Regions from separate parts of the Homo sapiens genome. Here region 2 is linked to region 1. A link is a loop called in an ENCODE intact Hi-C map of the cell type or tissue named here. Cell type or tissue: heart right ventricle. All regions are shown on one strand. Links, peaks and the distances in the headings refer to the core of each region. The heading gives the core; the rest is flanking DNA. Region 1 has its middle 14 kb from the start of MICOS10-DT. Region 2 has its middle 6.8 kb from the start of CAPZB.

What was found. Hi-C counts contacts between places; a loop is a spot of excess contacts. Peaks named below come from ENCODE experiments on the same cell type or tissue, not always from the same donor. Only the 100,000 strongest peaks of a DNase experiment are listed, where the experiment ranks them.
Region 2: a loop joins it to region 1, with 2.7 times the contacts of the local background. A loop is called at or near these places in 63 of 110 quality-filtered maps.

Annotation. Positions count from the first base shown.
Region 1 is chr1:19,580,295-19,585,671 of GRCh38, reverse strand. No RefSeq gene overlaps it. Among named protein-coding and RNA genes, the nearest start is that of MICOS10-DT, 14 kb to the left of the region's middle. In heart right ventricle, for the core only: CTCF peaks have their summits at 3,023 and 3,242 (motif pointing right); a DNase peak (open chromatin) is centred at 3,241.
Region 2 is chr1:19,489,676-19,495,049 of GRCh38, reverse strand. It overlaps a transcript of LOC105376819 not described here. Among named protein-coding and RNA genes, the nearest start is that of CAPZB, 6.8 kb to the right of the region's middle. In heart right ventricle, for the core only: no CTCF peak of the experiment used is centred there; no DNase peak of the experiment used is centred there; H3K27ac peaks cover 1,201 bases.

The DNA.
Region 1 (5,377 bases), core at 318-5,317:
GTTCCTTGCAGTGTCTGGTACATTGTAGGCATTTAATCAATATTTCTTGAATGAATGAATTGGGAGCAGGAATTCTATATTTTTTACATCTTTAGTATTAGCCATGGCAAGTATTCAGTGGTGCATAACTGATGTGGTTTTTTGGTTTGTTTGTTTGTTTGTTTAGACAGTCTTGCTTTGTCACCCAGGCTGGAGTGTAGTGGTGTGATCTCAGCTCACTGCAACCTCCGCTTCCTGGGTTCAAGCAGTTCTCCTGCCTCAGCCTCCCAAGTCGCTGGGATTACAGGTGCACACCACCACAGCCGGCTAATTTTTGTATTTTTAGTAGAGATGGGGTTTCTCCATGTTGGTCAGGCTGGTCTTAAACTCCTGACCTCAAGAGATCCACCCATCTCGGCCTCCCAAAGTGCTGGGATTACAGGCATGAGCCATTGTGCCCAGCTTCAACTGATGTTCTATGTTCTCACATGGCCCTACCCTTGAGGCCAGAAGGTCTCAGTGTAGGACACAAGCTTGAGTTAGAACCAAAGTGGGTTTAAATGTGGCCTCATGTACAGTATGTGTTTAAATTAACCTTAGAGAGAGTTTGAGCTGAGGAAATGCTTGGAAAGGTGTGTTTGAAGGTGGAATTTCTCATTTCCCACATTTAAAGGTGCACATAAATAGATTTGTGAGACAGCATGAGTTTGACGCAAATAGCATCACTGAATTAGTTTAGATTTAAGTATGTGAGCTTTAGAGTGAGTCAGTGAAAGTTTAAACATTATACCTTGAGGCCAGGTGCAGTGGCTCACGCCTGTAATCCCAGCACTTTGGGAGGCCGAGGCAGGAGGATTGCTTGAGTTCACGAGTTCCAGATCAGCCTGAGCAAGATGACAAAACCCCATCTCTACAAAAAAGCACAAAAATTAGCCAGGCATGGTGGTGTGCACCTGTACTCTCAACTACTTGGGAGGCTGTGGGAGGATCGCTTCAGCCCAGGAGGCAGAGGTTGAAGTGAGCTGAAATGGTGCCACTGCACAAACAAACAAACAAACAACATTAAAGCTTGAGTATGAATACTTCAAAGTCCAGCCCAAACCCTGTATATGTGTCTACAACAGAGCAATCCTAGGCTTTTTTTTTTTTTTAAAGATGGTCTCACTGTGTTGCCCAGGCTGGAGTGCAGTGGCACAATCACAGCTCACCGCAGCCCTGACCTCCCAGGCTCAGATGATCCTCCTGCCTCAACCCCTCAAGTAGCTGGAACTACAGGTACGTGCCATCATACCTGGCTAATTTTTGTATTTTTTGTAGAGACAGGGTTTCTCCATGTTGCCCAGGCTGGTGTCAAACTCCTGGGCTCAAGGGATCCTCCCACCTCAGCCTCCCAAAGTGCTGAGATTACAGGCATGAGCCACTGCAGTCAAGTTAGCTTTGATTTTTACCTGGATTATATGAACTCAGCCTTGATGGAGTAACTGGCTATTGCTTGCCTGGTTCTGTTTGGTTAATTAAAAATTAGAGGCTCTGCTTGGTGACTCACGCTTGTATCCCAGCACTTTGGGAAGCCAAGGTGGGTGGATCACTTGAGGTCGGGAGTTCCAGACCAGCCTGGCCAACATGGTGAAACCTCATCTCTACTAAAAATAAAAATATTAGCCGGGCATGGTCGTGCATGCCTGTAATACCAGCTACTTGGGAGGCTGAGGCAGGAGAACTGCTTGAACTTGGGAGGCGGAGGTTGCAGTGAGCTGAGATCGTGCCACTGCACTCCAGCCTGGCTAAAAGTACAAGACTCGCATTAAAAAAAAAAAAAAAAATTAGAGGTTGGGCTCGGTGGCTCATGCCTGTAATCCCAGCACTTTGACAGGCTAAGGTGGGCAGATTGCTTGAGCCCAGGAATCCAAGACCAGCCTGGGCAACATGAGAAACCCTGTCCCTACAAAAAATAAAAAGTATTAGCTGGGAGTGGTGGCACGTGCCTGTGGTCCCAGTTATGCAGGAGGCTGAGGTGGGAGGATTGCTTGAGCCTAGGAGGTGGAAGCTGCAGTGAGCTATGATGGCACCACTGCACTTCAGCCTGGGTGATAGACCAAGACACTGTCTCAACAACAACAACAACAAATTAGAAAGCCAGCACAGTGGCATGTGTCTGTAGTCCTAGCTACTCAGGAAACTGAGAGACAGGAGGATTGCTTGAGCCCAGGAGTTTTAGGCTGTAGGGAACTTCGATCCCATCTGTGAATAACTACTGCGCTCCAGCCTCAGCAACACAGCAAGATTCCGTCTCTAAAAATAAATAAATACATACATAAATACATAAAATAAATAAACAAAAATTAGAGCGGCCAGGCACAGTGGCTCACACCTGTAATCCCAGCACTTTGGGAGGCCAAGGCAGGCGGGTCACTTGAGGTCAGGAGTTTGAGACCAGCCTGGCCAAGGTGGTGAAACCCCATCTCTATTAAAAATACAAAAATTAGCCAGGTGTGGTGGCACGTGCCTGCAATCCCAGCTAACTTGGGTGGCTGAGGCCGGAGAATCACTTGAATCTAGGAGGCAGAGGTTGCAGTGAGCCAAGATTGCACCACTGCACTCCATAAAATATATATATGTATATTTGGGACAGAGTCTCACTCTGTCTCCCAGGCTGGAGTGCAGTAGCACATTCTCAGCTCACTGTAGCCTCAACTTCCTGGGCTTAAGGGATCCTCCCACCTCAGGCTCCTGAGTAGCGGGGACTACAGGTGCACACCCCATATGTGGCTAATTTTTGTATTTTTTTTTATAGGGACAGGGTTTCGCTTTGTTGCCCAGGCTGGTCTCGAATTCCTAAGCCCTAGTGATCATCCCACCTCAGCCTCCCAAACTGCTGAGGCTACAGGTATAGAAAATATTTCTAAACATGGGGTTCAAGTAGGAGGAAGGGCATTCTTGGCAAGAAATAGGTTGGGTAGCCTCTTCTTGATTTTTTTCTGTCTTACAGAGGAAGGGTAGGTATCTCAGTTCTGAAGTGGCACTTAGGTCTATCTGCTTCTAAAGCCACACCTTTACCTGGGAGGTGGATGGATGGGTTTCAGAGGGTCTGTCTGTGAATCCCTGAAACTCCACACAAATCTTATACATGAGCGCATATTGTTTTTGCTTTGACTCCATAGCTTTCTTCAGCTTCTCAAAGGGACGCAGGTACAAAGGTAAAGACACATTGACCAGGAGCCAAATACAGGTCTTGGGAGGATGCCAGTCCCTCCAGCAGAGGGCAGTGGCGCCCACATTCACCGACCTCCTTGACCTTGTAATACTGGTTATCAAGAGCTTGGAGAGGTTGAGCCAGGTAGACCTGACCCAAGGGCACCAAAAGACAACTCAGACCTTCCCCTGCCCTTCCTGTTGGGTTGGTTTTGAGATCCCATTTTCAACCCCAGTTACCACACCATGGGATGCATAAGCGCTCAAGCAGTGGCTCTGAGAAAGACCACCTTCTCCCTTCAACTTCCTGAAAGGGCCTGGAAGATTCTTCCCAGAGACAAATATCTTTCCAAGCTTTGTTGCTCCTTCGTCAATCTTGATTTCTCTTGCTTCTTTCAAGAACATGTTTAGACCACCAGGACTACCATTGATCCAGAGGTCCTGGTTGGAAGACATTTTTTCAGTGGAAATTTGAGTGAACTAACTTTGATTCTCAGTTGGATAACCCATACCCATAGAATAAACACCCTAGCTCTTCAACATTTTTTTTCTTTTGAGGTGGAGTTTTGCTCTTGTTGCCCAGGCTGGAGTGCAGTGGCACGATCTCGGCTCACCGCAACCTCTGCCTCCCTGGTTCAAGCAATTCTCTTGCCTCAGCCTCCCGAGTAGCTGGGATTACAGACATGTGCCACTGTGCCCAACTAATTTTGTATTTTTAGTAGAGACGGAGTTTCTCCATGTTGGTCAGGCTGATCTCGAACTCCTGACCCCAGGTGATCCACCTGCCTCAGCCTCCCAAAGCACTGGGATTACAGGCATGAGCCACCGCGCCCGGCACTTTTAAGAATGGTTTCACTTTCTTCTTATCTCTTTTGTTACTCTCCCACTCATAAAGTCTCCATCTTGGCGAAACTGTTTCTGGAAAGCTTTGGGCTTTCCAAAAAGCTCTTGAAGAGGTTACTCCTTCCTTCCTGTTTTCATTCTCTTTCCCATCCTTCAGTTTCTTCTTCCGCCATTGAGCCTTTTCTGACTGAAAAGAAGCAGTGGAGGGCTGGTTATGATGGCTCATGCCTGTAATCCCAGCACTTTGGGAGATGAAGGTGGGCAGATCACTTGAGGTCAGGAGATTGAGACCAGCCTGGCTAACATGATGAAGCCCCGTCTCTACTAAAAATACAAAAAAGCAGCCAGGCATGATGGCGTGCACCTGTAGCCCCAGCTACTCTGGAGACTAAGGCAGGAGAATCGCTTGAGCCCGGGAGGCAGAGGTTGCATTGAGCCGAGATTGCACCATTGCATTCCAGCCTGGGCAACAGAGCAAGACTCTGTCTCAAAAAAAAAAAAAAAAGCATTGAAGCATAGAGGTTAAGCGCTCAGAAGGATTAAGGAAGCAAGCCTTGTAGCTAACTGGAGAGACAGTCTTGCAGGCACAGAGAGGAACAAGTGCAATGGCCCTTGGGTGGGAGGCTGTTTGGCCCTTTAGAGGCACAGTGGATGGACAGAGTGCGCCAGCAGGAGATAAAGTTAGAGGTGTGATGGACTCAGATAGTGTAGGGCCTTGTAGGCCATGCCAAAGACTTTGGTTTAACTCTGAGTGAGAGGGGAAGGCCCTAGAGTGTTTCAGGAGGGGGAGTAACACCATCTCTCTTATTTTTTTTTTTTACAAGAACCGCTCTGACCATGGCATTGAGAATAGAATGTTGGGGGCAAAGGCAAGAGAGCCAAATAGAAGACCCTTATAATGATCCAAGAATGATGGGAAAGGAGATGGTGAGGAGAGGCTGGCTTCTGGATATACTTTGAAGGTAGAGCTGATGGGATTTGCTGATACATTGGATGTGAGGTTTAAGAATAAAGAAAGAGGAGTTAAGGATGATTTTAAGGTTTTTGGTGTGAGACAATGGAAAGATGGAGTTGACACTGAGATGGGAAAAACTAGGAGAAAAAAGTTTGGATGGGAGGGGTTGGAATCAGTTCAATTTTAGGTAGGTTAAGTTTGGAGATGCCTGTTAGACCCAGTTTATATGCTACCCCATCTTCCCTCAATCCTCTCTGCTGCCCCAAGCCTGGACTCTCCCTTGACTGTTTACTCAAAGAAGAGCCCTGAGGCCGGGCATGGTGGCTCACGCCTGTAATTCCAGCACATTGGGAAGCTGAGGCAAATGGATCACCTGAGGTCAGGAGTTCAAGACCAGCCTGGCCAATA
Region 2 (5,374 bases), core at 375-5,374, 91 kb after region 1:
TTGAACAATCTGGGGAGAGACAGGATAATTGAAGTGTAAGGTTCTTGAGAAAATAAAATCCCCAAGAGGGAATATTGTTTACAGGATTTCCCAAACTTACTTGGTGAACTGCCCCTCTTCAGGCCGAGTTCATTTTGATTACTGTTCCGCAGAAAGCACCCTGGCCCAAATTAGGTCAGGGGCTGATCTGCAAACCAATTAGCATGGCCAAGGCTATACTTTGACTTTGGTCAATCAGAATCCTCTCTTCTAGAGCTGGGGGTGGGCTGAACCCCACCCAAACTAAATGTCTGAAAATGAGACAGGGTTAAGTTGTAGGAAAGAGACGGTATTCATACCTGGGAGGTACCCCAGCAGTGACCTCGAAGCCAACTGAATGATGGTGCAGATGGCCTTGCCATGTGGTGTTCCCTCCCTCTTGGAACTCTTGGTAACAAAGATTCTTTTTTTTTTTTTTGAGACAGAGTCTCTGTGGTCACCCAGGCTGGAGTGCAGTGGCGTGATCTCAGCTCACTGAAACCTCTGCCTCACAGGTTCAAGCAATTCTCATGCCTCGACCTCCTGAGTAGCTGAGATTACAGGTGCACACCACTACGCTCAGCTAGTTTAAGTATTTTAGTAGAGATGGGGTTTCACCATGTTGGCCAGGCTGGTCTCGAACTCATGACCTCAGGTGATCCGCCCACCTCAGCCTTCCAAAGTTCTGGGATTATAGGCATGAGCCACCATGCCCGGCCGGTAACAAAGATTCTTAAATTGAATCCCATTGAAACTTCAGTATATGGAGTTAGGATGTTCAGGCAATACGGCTAGCTGTAGAATTCAGTGTATTGAGGGGTTAAAATCTGGCTTATTCTAAGGGTTCTCAGGCATTTCTAAAGACACGGTAAAACACCTAAAACCGTGTTAGTAACTTGAGAAGATGCCCAACTTAGGAAACAGGCCCAGACCTGTTAGACGGGAGGTAATTTAGGAGCTAGGCAATCCCCAGCTCCTGGGATAACTGTGCATTTATTAACCCAATTAATAGATGTAATTGAAGAAGGAAAGACAGATGTTGGGCAACTTCTGGGCAATGTCTGCTTTAATGGGTCCTGTATGAGCTGATTTGGCATAGGGTAGAAGGCTGTCTTTCAAGGACCTCAAGGTTGCTGCTTCCTTCCTCAGGTGATGGTATTATATGGCTTGGGGCTTCCCTTCCACCTTGCCTCAATTCAGAAAATGCTTATGGGCACCTACTATGTGTAATTGCCATTCTATGTGCCGGGATGTGGTAGCACTGCCTTTTGCAGCTTACAAAGCCCTTTCCTACCTATGATCTCAATCTGGTGATTCTGAGAACAGATTTTGAGTCAGGAAGACCAAAGTGAGAATAAATCCATCCACGTATTATGTGTGACTTTAGGCAAGTCATTTCATCTAAGACCCAACTTCTTCTATAAATTGGTAATAATAAAAGTTCTGGCCAGGCATGGTGGCTCACACCTATAATCCCAGCACTTTGGGAGGCTGAGGTGGGGGGATCGCTTGAGCCCAGGAGTTTGAGAGCAGCCTGGGCAACATGGCAAAAATCTGTCTCTACAAAAAATATAAAAATTAGCCAGCAGTGGTGGCTCACACCTGTGGTACCAGCTACATAGGTGGCTGAGTTGGGAGGATTGCTTGAGCCTGGGAGGCGGAGGTTGCAGTAAGTCGAGATTGTGCCATTGCATTCCAACCTGAGACCCTGTCTCCAAAAAAAAAAAAAAAAAAAAAAAAAGTTCCTAACTCAAAGGATGGTTGGGAGGAGTCTATAATACACAAAAAGTGCTTAGCACATAGCAAGTACTCATGAAAAAGTAGCTGTATTATTCATTCTTTGTTTATTCACACAATAATCTTATCCTGTTGATACTATTATCTTCATTCACATACCTTCATTGAGCACTGATTATGTTCTAGGTGAACACCTAGGTCCATAATGACCAAAAGAGGACTCAGATGCAGAAGAACAAGGGTCCCAGAACTAAGCCTTCAGGAAAGGAAGAACCATCAAAGGAAACTCAGGGGAAACTTGAGCACCAGGAGAAGGCTTCCTTTCCACCTTGCCTCCAATCAGGAAATGCTTATGGGCCCCTACTATGTGTAACTGCCATGCTATGTGCTGGGATGTGGTAGCCTTACTGATCTCAGGCAAGCCAAGAGAGGTACATGAAGGAGGAGAAGCCAGGAGTAAGATGAGTCCCCAAAGTGAGCACTGGCTTCTGCAACATCGAGTTCCCAGGTCAGCTTGAGGAGAGCAATGTCTCTTCCTGGGCAGGTGGGGGCAGAGGCCTGATCAGACTGACTGGAGGAGAAAATGGAGCAGGTGTGGAATCAACAACTGCAAAGAATTTACAAGGTTTTGGTGTGAATGAGAGCAGAAAAATGGGGGAAGTGGCTACAGGGAGACGCAGGATCCAGGAGTTTTGAGTGGTGGTTCTTAAAACTTTTTTTTTTTTATGATAGGAGCTATTAGAGCATGTTTTCTGAAGCAGATAGGAATGATCCAGTACCAAGGGAGAAACTGGTGACTAAGGAAGGAAGGATCCAGAGAACAAGTGGAGGGGTGACTCTGATAGGAACAAAAACGCTTCATTTATTGTAAAATCTGGGGAGTCAAAGATTGCGGGGAAGGTGCAGAGATGTTGGTAGATGATAAGCTCCTGTCTGGTTCCATTATTTCTGTGAAGTGTGAGGCAAGGCCATCTGCTTAGAGAGAAGGATGCAAAGGGGACAAAGGAAGCTTGAGGAGGAAGAAGGATGAAAAATCACCATTTAAGAGTGTGAGCAGGGGGCTACAGTGGAGTAATACAGTAGAATTGCTAGGCAGGCTTGAGGGCTCGTTTGAAATTTGTGGACCTCACCTTAAAGGAAGAGCAATCACTTTCAACTTTCCAGCAATGTTCAGATGGTTTTGTTGTTGTTGTTGTTTTGTTTTTTGAGACGGAGTTTCACTATGTCACCCCGGCTGGAGTGCAGTGGCGTGATATTGGCTCACTGCAACCTCTGCCTCCCGGGTTCAAGCGATTCTCCTGTCTCAGCTTCCTGAGTAGCTGAGATTACAGGCGCCCACCACCATGCCTGGATGATTTTGTATGTTTAGTAAAGATAGTGTTTCCCCATATTGGCCAGGCTGGTCTCAAACTCTTGGCCTCAAGTGATCTGCCCATCTCAGCCTCCCAAAGCGCTGGGATTACAGACATGAGCCACCTTGCCCAGCCAATGTTCAGATGTTCTGATGAAAAAAGGTGGAGGTAAAAGGGTTCTGGGCTTTTGTAAGGGAGTTAGTATCATACTCATTACTAAGCTGGGTCAGGTGGGATGTGAGCATGAAGGGGAAGGTAATTGTGAAAATCTGGCAGGGACAAAGGTTTGCAGGTCTTGATGAGGTTGAAGAAATAATGAGGTTGAGGAAATGCTTTTGTGGTGATACTATGGTAAGCGGGTTAGACTCAGATTTGAGATCTTTGTGACTGTGATTTCTTTTCTTTTTTGGAGACTGGGTCTCACTCTGTTGCCCAGGCTGGAGTGCAGTGGCACAAACACAGCTTACTGCAGCCTCAACCTCCTGGGCTCAAGAGGTTCTCCCACCTCAGCCTTCCAAGTAGCTGGGACCACAGGTACATGACACCATGCCTGGCTAATTAAAAAAAAAAATCTTTATAGAAATGGGGTCTTGCCATGTTGCCCATGCTGGTCTCAAAATCCTGGGCTTAGCCTCCCAAAGTGTTAGGATTATAGGTATGAGCCACCATGCCTGGCCAGTGTGATTGTGATTTCTGAGATAGTGCAGTTAAAGGCGAGAACAGGCCAGGGTAAGACCACAGGAGTGGGACCTGGAGAGAGGCAAAGGAAACTGATTGGTAGGGAAGAAATCAGGGAGAAGTCAGTAAGATTTCTGGTGGATTATGCTTATGGATGCTGAAGTCCTAAAGAAAGTGTAGAAGGGGAGATGGAGGTAAGTTCATGAAAGCTAAAAAAAAAAAAAAAAGGGTGTGGCAGGTGGAAAAATATCACAGTATGAACTTCAAGGGGGTTAGGGTCTTTAAAAGAGGATGAGACGAGAAACATTGCTAAAGATATTTATGGCCTGGATGTTGTGGCTCACACCTGATATCCCAACACTTTGGGAGGCCAAGGCAGGAGAATCACTTGGGCCCAGGAGTTCAAGATCAGTCTGACCAACATGGTGAGATCCCGTCCCTATTTAAATTATAAAGTTATTATTTATTTATTTATTTATTTATTTATTTATTTATTTATTTGGATACGAGGGTCTCACTCTGTTGTGCAGGTTGGAATGCAGTGGTGCAATCATGGCTCACTGCAGCCTTAATCTCCTGGGCTGAAGGAATCTTCCTGCCTCAGCCTCCTGTGTAGCTGGGACCAGTGGCATGTGCCACCATGCCTAATTATTTGACTTTTTTATAGAGACGGGGTCTCACTTTGTCAGTGAGGTCTCGAACTCCTGGGTTTAAGCAATACTCCCACCTAGGCTTCCAAAGTGCTGGGATTACAGGCGTGAGCTACCATGCTTGGCCAAAAAATTTTAAAATAAACAAAATTTATAGTGCCTGCATACCAATTCACAACCCCTTGTAGATGACCATGTTTAATGCCATGTGTCTCCATGCTCATAGCAATAGCTGATGGATCTAGGGGCAGGATCTGAGCAGTGGGCAGCCAATCTGTGGAGTGACCTGTCCAGTGAATGAACTTTCCTTCAGGCTTGGCCTCCATCCCTTGGTATCCAAGAAGGACACCACCTTTTCTTGGTCCTGTTCCTGCCTCGCGGGTCATTCCTTCTCAGTCTTTCTGCTGGTTCCTCTTTATCTTCATGACCTCTTCTCTCTACATTCACCCACAAAGTGAGTTCACCAAGATGTCTGTGCTTTCAAGTATCTTTACATGCCATTTACTAGCTGACAGTTCTCATAAGTTTATCACAGCTCTAACTTCTTCCCCCAACTCCAAACTTCCATATCTAATTACTTATTTGATATCTCCATTTATTTATTTTTATTTTTATTTTTTGAGATGGAGTATCACTCTGTTACCCAGCCTGGAGTGCAGTGGTGCAATCTCTGCTCACTGCATCCTCCACCTCTGGGTTCAAGTGATTCTCCTGGCTCAGCCTCCTGAGTAGCTGGGATTACAGGCATGTGCCACCATGCCCACCTAATTTTGGTATTTTTAGTAGAGACAGGGTTTCACCATGTTGGCCAGGCTGGTTTTGAACTCCTGACCTCAGGTGATCCACTTGTCTCCCCAAAGTGCTAGAATTACAGGTGTGAGCCACCACGCCCACCTGACATCTCCATTTAAATCTCCAGTAGGAGGGGCCTGGCGCGGT